Linked DNA regions of Homo sapiens: region 1 is linked to region 2. Evidence: chromatin contacts called from ENCODE Hi-C or POLR2A ChIA-PET data. All regions are on one chromosome and are shown on one strand. The core of a region is the stretch at or near the end of the contact, and the rest is flanking DNA. Distances in the headings are between cores, read along the strand shown.

What was found. Hi-C counts contacts between places; a loop is a spot of excess contacts on that map. ChIA-PET counts read pairs that join two places held with the same protein, here RNA polymerase II (POLR2A).
Region 1: a map of DLD1 shows a loop between it and region 2 (3-fold over the local background). The contact joins two enhancer-like sites. A Hi-C loop is called at or near these places in 2 of 168 maps with a recorded cell type or tissue (DLD1 and left colon). POLR2A ChIA-PET finds 5 or more read pairs at or near these places in 8 of 52 experiments (Caco-2, GM12878, H1 and 5 more).

Annotation. Positions count from the first base shown.
Region 1 is chr12:64,696,876-64,700,780 of GRCh38, reverse strand. It overlaps RASSF3 (Ras association domain family member 3), which reads right to left. Exons shown (of 5, transcript NM_178169.4): 5 at 3,217-3,905. Among named protein-coding and RNA genes, the nearest start is that of GNS, 61 kb to the left of the region's middle. Within about 2 kb of position 2,605, at least 5 of the 41 ENCODE cell types and tissues checked have a DNase peak (open chromatin) inside an H3K27ac peak, as active enhancers do.
Region 2 is chr12:64,520,430-64,524,549 of GRCh38, reverse strand. All of the region lies in intron 3 of LOC105369803 (a long non-coding RNA gene), which reads left to right. It also overlaps a transcript of RASSF3 not described here. Among named protein-coding and RNA genes, the nearest start is that of TBK1, 70 kb to the right of the region's middle. Within about 2 kb of position 2,094, at least 2 of the 41 ENCODE cell types and tissues checked have a DNase peak (open chromatin) inside an H3K27ac peak, as active enhancers do.

The sequences.
Region 1 (3,905 bases), core at 1,356-3,855, 180 kb before region 2:
CCTAGTTTCTCTCTGCAGAGGATGAGCCTTGTTTGGGGGAATGGTTCCATGAGTCAAACCTTTGCACAAGTTTTGTGGCTCCTATAGCACTCTGTAGTACTGAAGCTGTTCTTCTGGTGGTTCCAGGAGAATTGTCTTACCAACTACAGTGAGACCACTAAGTTTGGTTACCTGCCGTGTTATTTCCCCCATGCAACAGAACCTCTAAATGAAAATACAGGTCTGGGCTGGGCATGGTGGTTGTAATCCCAGCCCTTTAGGAGGCCAAAGCAGGAGGATCACTTAAGCCCAGGAGTTTGAGACCAGCGTGGGTAATATAGCCTGACTCCATCTTTACAAAAATGAAAAAAAATTAGCTGGATGTGGTGGCAGGCACCTGTTGTCCCAGCTACTTGAGAGGCTGAGATGGGAGGATCTCTTAAGCCCAGGAGGTTAAGGCTGCAGTGAGCCGTAATCACGCCACTACATTCCAGCCTGGATGACAAGGTGAAACCCCATCCGAAAAAATAAAAAGAAAGCACAGGTCAGCATTTCATTCTATGTGACTTAGTATAATCACCTGAATGAAATGATAAATGAACCAAAATGGATGAGAACACACTGATATCAACAAACCCCAATGGCACCAAAACAGTTACGCTTCTGGGCAAACTGTCCATTACGGCAATTTAACAGACTTTTGCTCCTTTACTCAATAGGCAATTTAACTGAGAAACTAGAGAGCACTTACAGGAAAAGATGGTAGAGAAACGGGGCAGTGTCCGGCTCTGCCACTCACTCACACAGTGGCCTTGAGCAAGCTGCTAAACCTCAACATGTCCATTTCCACATTTGTGAAAAAAGGGATATGACGAAATAGTGTGATAACGTCACAGGAGAGTCAATGAGTTGATACATATTAAGCATTTCAGAAGAATGCCTAGCACATGGTAAGCACTTTGTTGGCATTGGCTACTATAGTGTAGACCTTCACCACCACCCTTTTTTTTTTTTTTTTTTTTTTTGAGATAGAGTCTTGCTCTGTTGCCCAGGCTGGAGTACAGTGGCGCAATCATGGCTCACTGCAGTACTCACGGCTCACTGGAGTACAGTGGCGCAATCACGGGGCTTGAACCCCGCCTCCCGGGTTCAAGCAATTCTCCTGCCTCAGCCTCTTGAGTAGCTGAGACAGCAGTCGTGTGCCACCACGCCTGGCTAATTTTTATATTTTTAGCAGAGAAGAGGTTTTGCCATGTTGGCCAACCTGGTCTTGAACTCCTGGCCTCAAGAGATCAGCCCGCCTTGGCCTCCCAGAGTGCTGGGATTACAGGCATGAGCCACTGTGCCTGGCCCCTTTTCTTTTTTTTTTTTTTTGAGACGGAGTTTCACTTTGTCGCCCAGGCTAAGTGCAATGGGGCGATCTCGGCTCACTGCAACCTCCGCCTCCCTGGCTCAAGCAATTCTCCTGCCTCAGCCTCCTGAGTAGCTGGGATTACAGGTGTGCGCCACCACGCCCAGCTAATTTTTGTATTTTTAGTAGAAACGGGGTTTCACCATGTTTGGTCAGGCTGGTCTCAAACTCCTGACCTCATGATCTGCCCACCTCGGCCTCCCAAAATGCTGGGATTACAGGCATGAGCCACCGCGCCCAGCCCCCTTCTTTCAATAAAACAAAATACCTAATTAGCGTTATCTGACAGTGTCTCCGAATTTGTCACCAACTGATAACTGTTGTTTCAATAAATATTCATGTGAGCCAGGCACGGTGGCTCACACCTGTAATCCCAGCACTCTGGGAGGCCAAGGCCGGCAGATTACCTGAGGTCAGGAGTTTGAGACCACCTTGGCCAACAGGGTGAAACCCCGTCTTTACTAAAAATACAAAAATTAGCCAGGTGTGGTGGCACACGCCTGTAATCCCATCTACTCCAGAGGCTGAGGCAGGACAATTGCTTGAACCTAGGAGGTAGAGGTTGCAGTGAGCCCAGATCGTGCCACTGCACTCCAGCCTGGGAGACAGAGTGAAACTCTATCTCAAAAAAAAAGGTTTTTTTTTAGTAATAAAAATTGACTTAAAAAAAAAAGTCCTACCTGTAATCCCAGCACTTTGGGAGGCTGAGGTGTGTTGGTCACTTGAGGTCAGGAGTTTGAGACCAGCCTAGCCAACGTGGAGAAACCCCGTCGCTACTAAAAATACAAAAAAAAAAATTAGTCGGGTATGGTGGCAGGCACCTGTAATCCCAGCTACTAGGGAGGCTGAGGCAGGAGAATCGCTTGAACCTGGGAGGTGGAGGTTACAGTGAGCCAAGATCATGCCACTGCACTCTAGCCTGGGTGGCACATTGAGACTCCATCTCCAAAAAAAATAAAGGATAAAAATATAAAAATTCCCAAACATTCTCCACGCACCTTGGGTAGTAACCCAAGTAGAACCCCCAAACCTGATTCCTCTGAATATTTCAGTAGAAAAGCAAAATTATACAGAGCCATAATTTTCTATCACAGTATTTTTATTTAGGGAGCAGCTATGGTACGTGAAAGGCCTCTACCACCTGGTGCCAGCCTTGCTCCTTTCATCAGCCCCTCCAGGGGGCAGTGTAGTAGTAAAAACACTCCCAACAGCAGGCATGGAAGCTGAAACCATGGCACAAAGCCGAGGTGCAGGTGCGCAGAGGGTGGCACTCCATCGTCCCTGTGGTTCCCCAGACACTATCCATCCCATCTGTGTAAGGCAGTCATGGTGACCAAAAAAATACAAATACTCACTTTATGTTGAAGTGGTATGTTTCAGGGGTAGGAGACCTCAGGGCAAGAACAGGGGTGGAGGGAGAGATTTCTAAAGAACTGACAAGGTTCTATTTTAGTAATGGTCAGGGGGTGTCCATTTTATATAATAATCCTTTAAACTGTTCGCATGCTTTTTTATTTTTATTTTTTCACTCTCGGCCTCCCTCCTCTTTTGCATGCTTTATATACTTTTAAATGTGTATATTTCAAAAATTAAAACAATTGTTTTAAATACATTGGAATATGCTGTGTGAGCTTAGGGTTATTTTTCCTCAGAGGATAAGGCAAAGAGAAAATGATATCTGGGAGAACAAATATGACCCACGCGAACCTAGTAAAGTTGTTGCATTCCAGCATGTGTCCCTGTGTATATGTGCAAAAGCAGCTCAGCGCACTCCTGTGACCTTTTTAAATCTAGCATATTATCATAAATAAACACACATAAACAACTAATAACTTCAATTTTTAATAATGGAAACAATTTTGCCATTCTAGAAACTATTTTAGGGGAGAAAAATCTTCCCTACAAAAATAAACTTAAACCCATCAAAATTATAAATATTATAACTTTTTACTTCTGCCATTTAAAATGCTCTCCTGCAATACCACCCCTTCATTTAACATCCTTCCTGTACCATCACATATTGAAGAGAAAACAGTATTACAGCAAAGCTTAGATAGTTTAACATAATGATTTGTACAATGATTCTTAAAAAATCTTTGGCCTTAGTGGCCTTTTTTCTTCACTTACACATTAAAAATGCTGCTGCAGTAACCAGTGTTTGGGAAAGGACATCAGTCTTCAAGAACCATAAACTGACAGAATTTCAATACAGTAGGTTTCCAAATTGCAATTTGTAGTGCACATGACAGTAAGCGAGGTTTTGGGTAAATATAGATGAGGATGCCTATTCAGACAATCTACTTCAAGTAAAAAAAAAAAAAAAAAAAAAATTCACAGATACCCATCAGCTACTACTTTAGGTTCTAACAGTGTCTTAATCTGAGAAACAAATGCTTCACAAAATATAAGTTTACTGGGATGAATAATTAAAAAACCAGGTGGTAATAACAATATACTCAAATCCAGGCCATAGTCTGAATAATAAAACCAGTACAAAAAATCACGAAGGCATTCC
Region 2 (4,120 bases), core at 845-3,344:
ATGTTGTGGAGGTAGAACAACAGCTGAGAGTCAAAGCTGTAGGCAGTAGGGAGCCACAAAACAGTGTGACTTGGGAATGACGTGAGCACACTTGAACTTTAGAAACACCACTCTGGGGAAGCTTGGAGGACAGAGGGAAGAGGGATGATTAAGAGCAAGTACAGGCTGGGCGCGGTGGCTCATGCCTATAATCGTAGCACTTTGGGAGGCCAAGACGGGTGGATCACTTGAGGTCAGGAGTTCGAGATCAGCCTGGCCAACATGGTGAAATCCTGATTCTACAAAAATAAATAAATAAATAAATAAATAAATAAATAAATAAATAAATAAAATTGCCGGGCATGGTGGCACACCCCTGTAGTCCCAGCTACTTGGGAGGCTGAGGCAAAAGAATCACTTGAACCCAGGAAGAGGAGGCTGCAGTGAGCCGAGATTGTGCCACTGCACTCCAGCCTGGGCAACAGAGCAAGACTCTTTCTCAAAAAAAAAAAAAAAAAGAGCAAGTACAGCTAGCAAGTGGTGATGGCAGTCTGGGTGGGATTTGGGAGCCTTCTCTCTACCACCAGCTTCCCCATTCCTCTCTGAATTAGTCACCCCGATGAGCTCAGGAACTGGGCTGTGGGGCAGGAGATCAAACTGAGGTGATGAAGTCCTCTTTATTGAAAACATTTGTCCCTTGGCGGGTGCAGTGGCATGTTCTTGTAATCCCAGCTACTCGGGAAGCTGAGGTGGGAGGATTGCTTGAGCCCAGAAATGTGAGGCCGCAAGGCACTGTGATCACACCTGTGAATAGCCACTGCACCCCAGCCTGGGCAACATAGCAAGACTCTGTCTCAAAAAAAAAAAAATTAAATTGAAAACATTTGTTCCTCTTGCATTTTTTTGCCCTTTTCCTCCAGTTACAGGAGGAGGAAGGGTAGGACAAAGGGTTTAAAGAGTCCTGGTTTCTGGTCTTAGTCTGCAAACAACTCTGGATCATATGCAAATTCGGGAGCTGGTCTTCACAGAGAGCTCCCACTGAAGGCTGCTTGACCTGAGGGGGTCAGGAGGGAGCTTTTTGGAACCTCAGGTGACATCTTTATCCACAAAGCAATGTCTGTACAAAGAAGCTTATTTTTTCTTTTTTATTTTATTTTATCTTTTTGAGACAGAGTCTTACTCTGTCGCCCAGGCTGGAGTGCAGTGGCGTGATCTTGGCTCACTGCAACCTCTACCTCCCGGGTTCAAGAGATTCTCCTGTCTCAGCCTCCCAAGTAGGTGGGATTACAGGTGCCCAACACCATGCCCGGCTATTTTTTGTATTTTTCATAGAGATGGGGTTTCGCCATGTTGGCCAGGCTGGTCTTGAACTCCTGACCTCAGGTGATCTGCCTGCCTCAGTCTCCCAAAGTGCTGGGATTACAGGCTTGAGCCACCGTGCCTGGCCAGAAGCTTATTTTTTTGAGCAAATCAACAGAGAAAGCATTCCAGAAAAAGAACAGGGCAGCAGTTTTAAAAAATATGGGCATCTTCTTTTGCGCTGGCATGAGTCAGCACTCTTCCCCACCCCTCCGGCCCTGTGCCTGATGACTTGGGCTTGGGGGATGTAGTTGGTGGAAAAGCAACACTCTTTTTCTGGATTTCCAAAGGGTCCCAGCAGCCCGGAGGAGTGGGAGAGGAATGGAAATGAAGATACACTTTTCCCCACCTTTCCCCCAGGAGCCTATTAGTTCTACATTTGTTTTGTTGCATCTTAAACTCCTACTGGGACAGAGAAATTTCTGTCCTCCCAGCCTCTTTAGCTGAAACCAAGTAGCTGAATGGCTATGACAATAGCCAAAAGGATAATTTAGGTGGGTGAAACTTCCAGTTTTTTTTATTTCTTGCGTTGAGACTCCTGGCACACAAGTTTCATAGTCCTTATATGAATCAACTCTCAATCCTCTTAGTAAAAAAATCTAAGGCGGCAGATCATTCAGACAATCTGGTAGCTGCAATCCTAAAATGGCTTTTGACAAGAGACTTGGTAGGTGCTAGTGTTTATGTGTGGGTAACATTCGTGGTCTTTTGTGAACGTGCTGGGCTGAGTGGGAGGAGGAGGGAGGATAGGACAAAGGGTTAAACGTTTTTAACCACATATTTCATCATCAGCATTGGGCATGCCCTAACATGCTAAAGGACAGTGAAAAGGGGTCCCTGCTGATTTCTCCCCACATCCCCCCAGCAGGAGCTGGGAGGAAAATAATAGATTTGACAGCTGGAGAACAGAAGTTCTGTTGCAATTTCTGTTTTTTATTTTATATGCCCTCAAAAAAAAAGAAAGCAATGAATAGTTTTGAGCCCGGAGAATATCCACCCTGTAACATAGACTTTTTGATATTTTCAAAGATGTTCATTCTTCTTTGACTGAGCTTCCCAGATCTGTCTGGAAAACCATGTCATAGAAAACAGTTCATTTCCAAAAGCATCTGCTTTCATGCTTCATGGTGTTCCAAAAAAGTTTACCGTGCCTAAAGAACTTCAAGTGTGAAACTCAAAATTTGAAGCTTCACAAGATGAGCGTTGTATAATTTCACAGACTCCCTTCTCCAATTGAGATGAATCAACCAAGCCAGCAGAAGGGCTGTGTTCCCAGCATTTGGGAGAAGGGACCCCAGAGGGTTCTGAAGGTGGGAGGAGAGCTCAGACTCAGGCATTGCTGAAACTAAAATTTACTTCTTCTGCCTATGCCTCTTTAAAGCTGTGTGACCTGGGCAAATTATTTACCCTCTTTGAGCTCCTGAAACCTCTCCTTTGGTCAAAATAAAGAGGGGTGGGGAGTAATAATACAATGTTTCAGTGTAGAATACAGACATAGAGCAGCCATCCAATAAATGGCACTGACGGGCATGATGGAGCTTTGGAAAACAGCGACATAGACGCATGGAAGAAGGGCAACATTACCAACAATCCTGATACCTGTGGAAATGATTCTTTCTTCCTTGTGCATAGGTGATACAATCCACGTGTCATTTTCAGCGTCAGATTATCCAGTGAGGACTTTCGAAATTAAAAGACAGACTTCTCTGACTTTAGTTTTGGCCCAGGGAGATTTACCTACTTTTAGAGTTGATGTCTTCTTGGTGTCTTTGACACCAAGGACATACTCATGAAAGGATGTGGTCCAGAGCAGGAGGGGATGAAAGAACAGAAACTCTGACATTGGGATCTTAATCTCAGCCTCACAAGAGGAACTTTGGGCCTCTTTCTCCTGCCACTGCCCAAGGAGTGGGGATGGATTTCTCCATCAAGGGATATCACCTACCTGTCCACTTTAGGAGCACACCTGCTACAGGGGCACAACTGGACATCACTACAGGGAAGGGCTGAGGAGGGTAGTCCCAAACATCAGAGGCATTGCTTGGGTGGGTCAGCTGGGGGAGCGGCACTGGGCCCAGGTCTGGGTGAGGTGGGGTCACAAGTCTCTGCACCCTTTCAGACCACAACAGGGAGCTTGTGCACTAGTTGAGGTACCCCAGTCTCCACATCCTTCTACAGATGACCCGACAACCATTTCCAGCTCAGTGCCGTAAATGTGGCTTAGTCCATTCACCTTCTCTCTCTGTAGATCTCTTTCATCAGAAGGCTACATCTGGAGCCCTTCGGGATGCTGTTTAGCCACTTGACATCACTTTCAGTTACTCTAAAGAAAGGTCATCTCTAGCTCCTTTGGGGTCCTAGATGTTTAAAGTCCATCTATTTTAAGACTTTAATGTAGACTCCCCAGGGGCTGTACCAACACCTCTAATTTCAATCGGTCATCTTGGTTTTTTGGTCCTTCTCTTTTTTTTCCAATGTCCTTCTTTCCATTATGACCGCAATACTTTTTTTTAGCTAGCAAGAATAGTAACAGAAATCCAAAGAACTGAAACACTAAATTCATATTTAATACATATTTCTAGGTTTCCAGTCTGGGAACCTACAACATATATGTGCATATATATATATATATATATATATATATATATATATATATGTGTGTATGTGTGTATCTGTGTGTGTATACACACACATATGCACGCACACTCACACACACAAATATGTATATATTTGCTTTAAAGAATCAGAAATTAGCCGGCGCGGTGGCTCACGCCTGTAATCC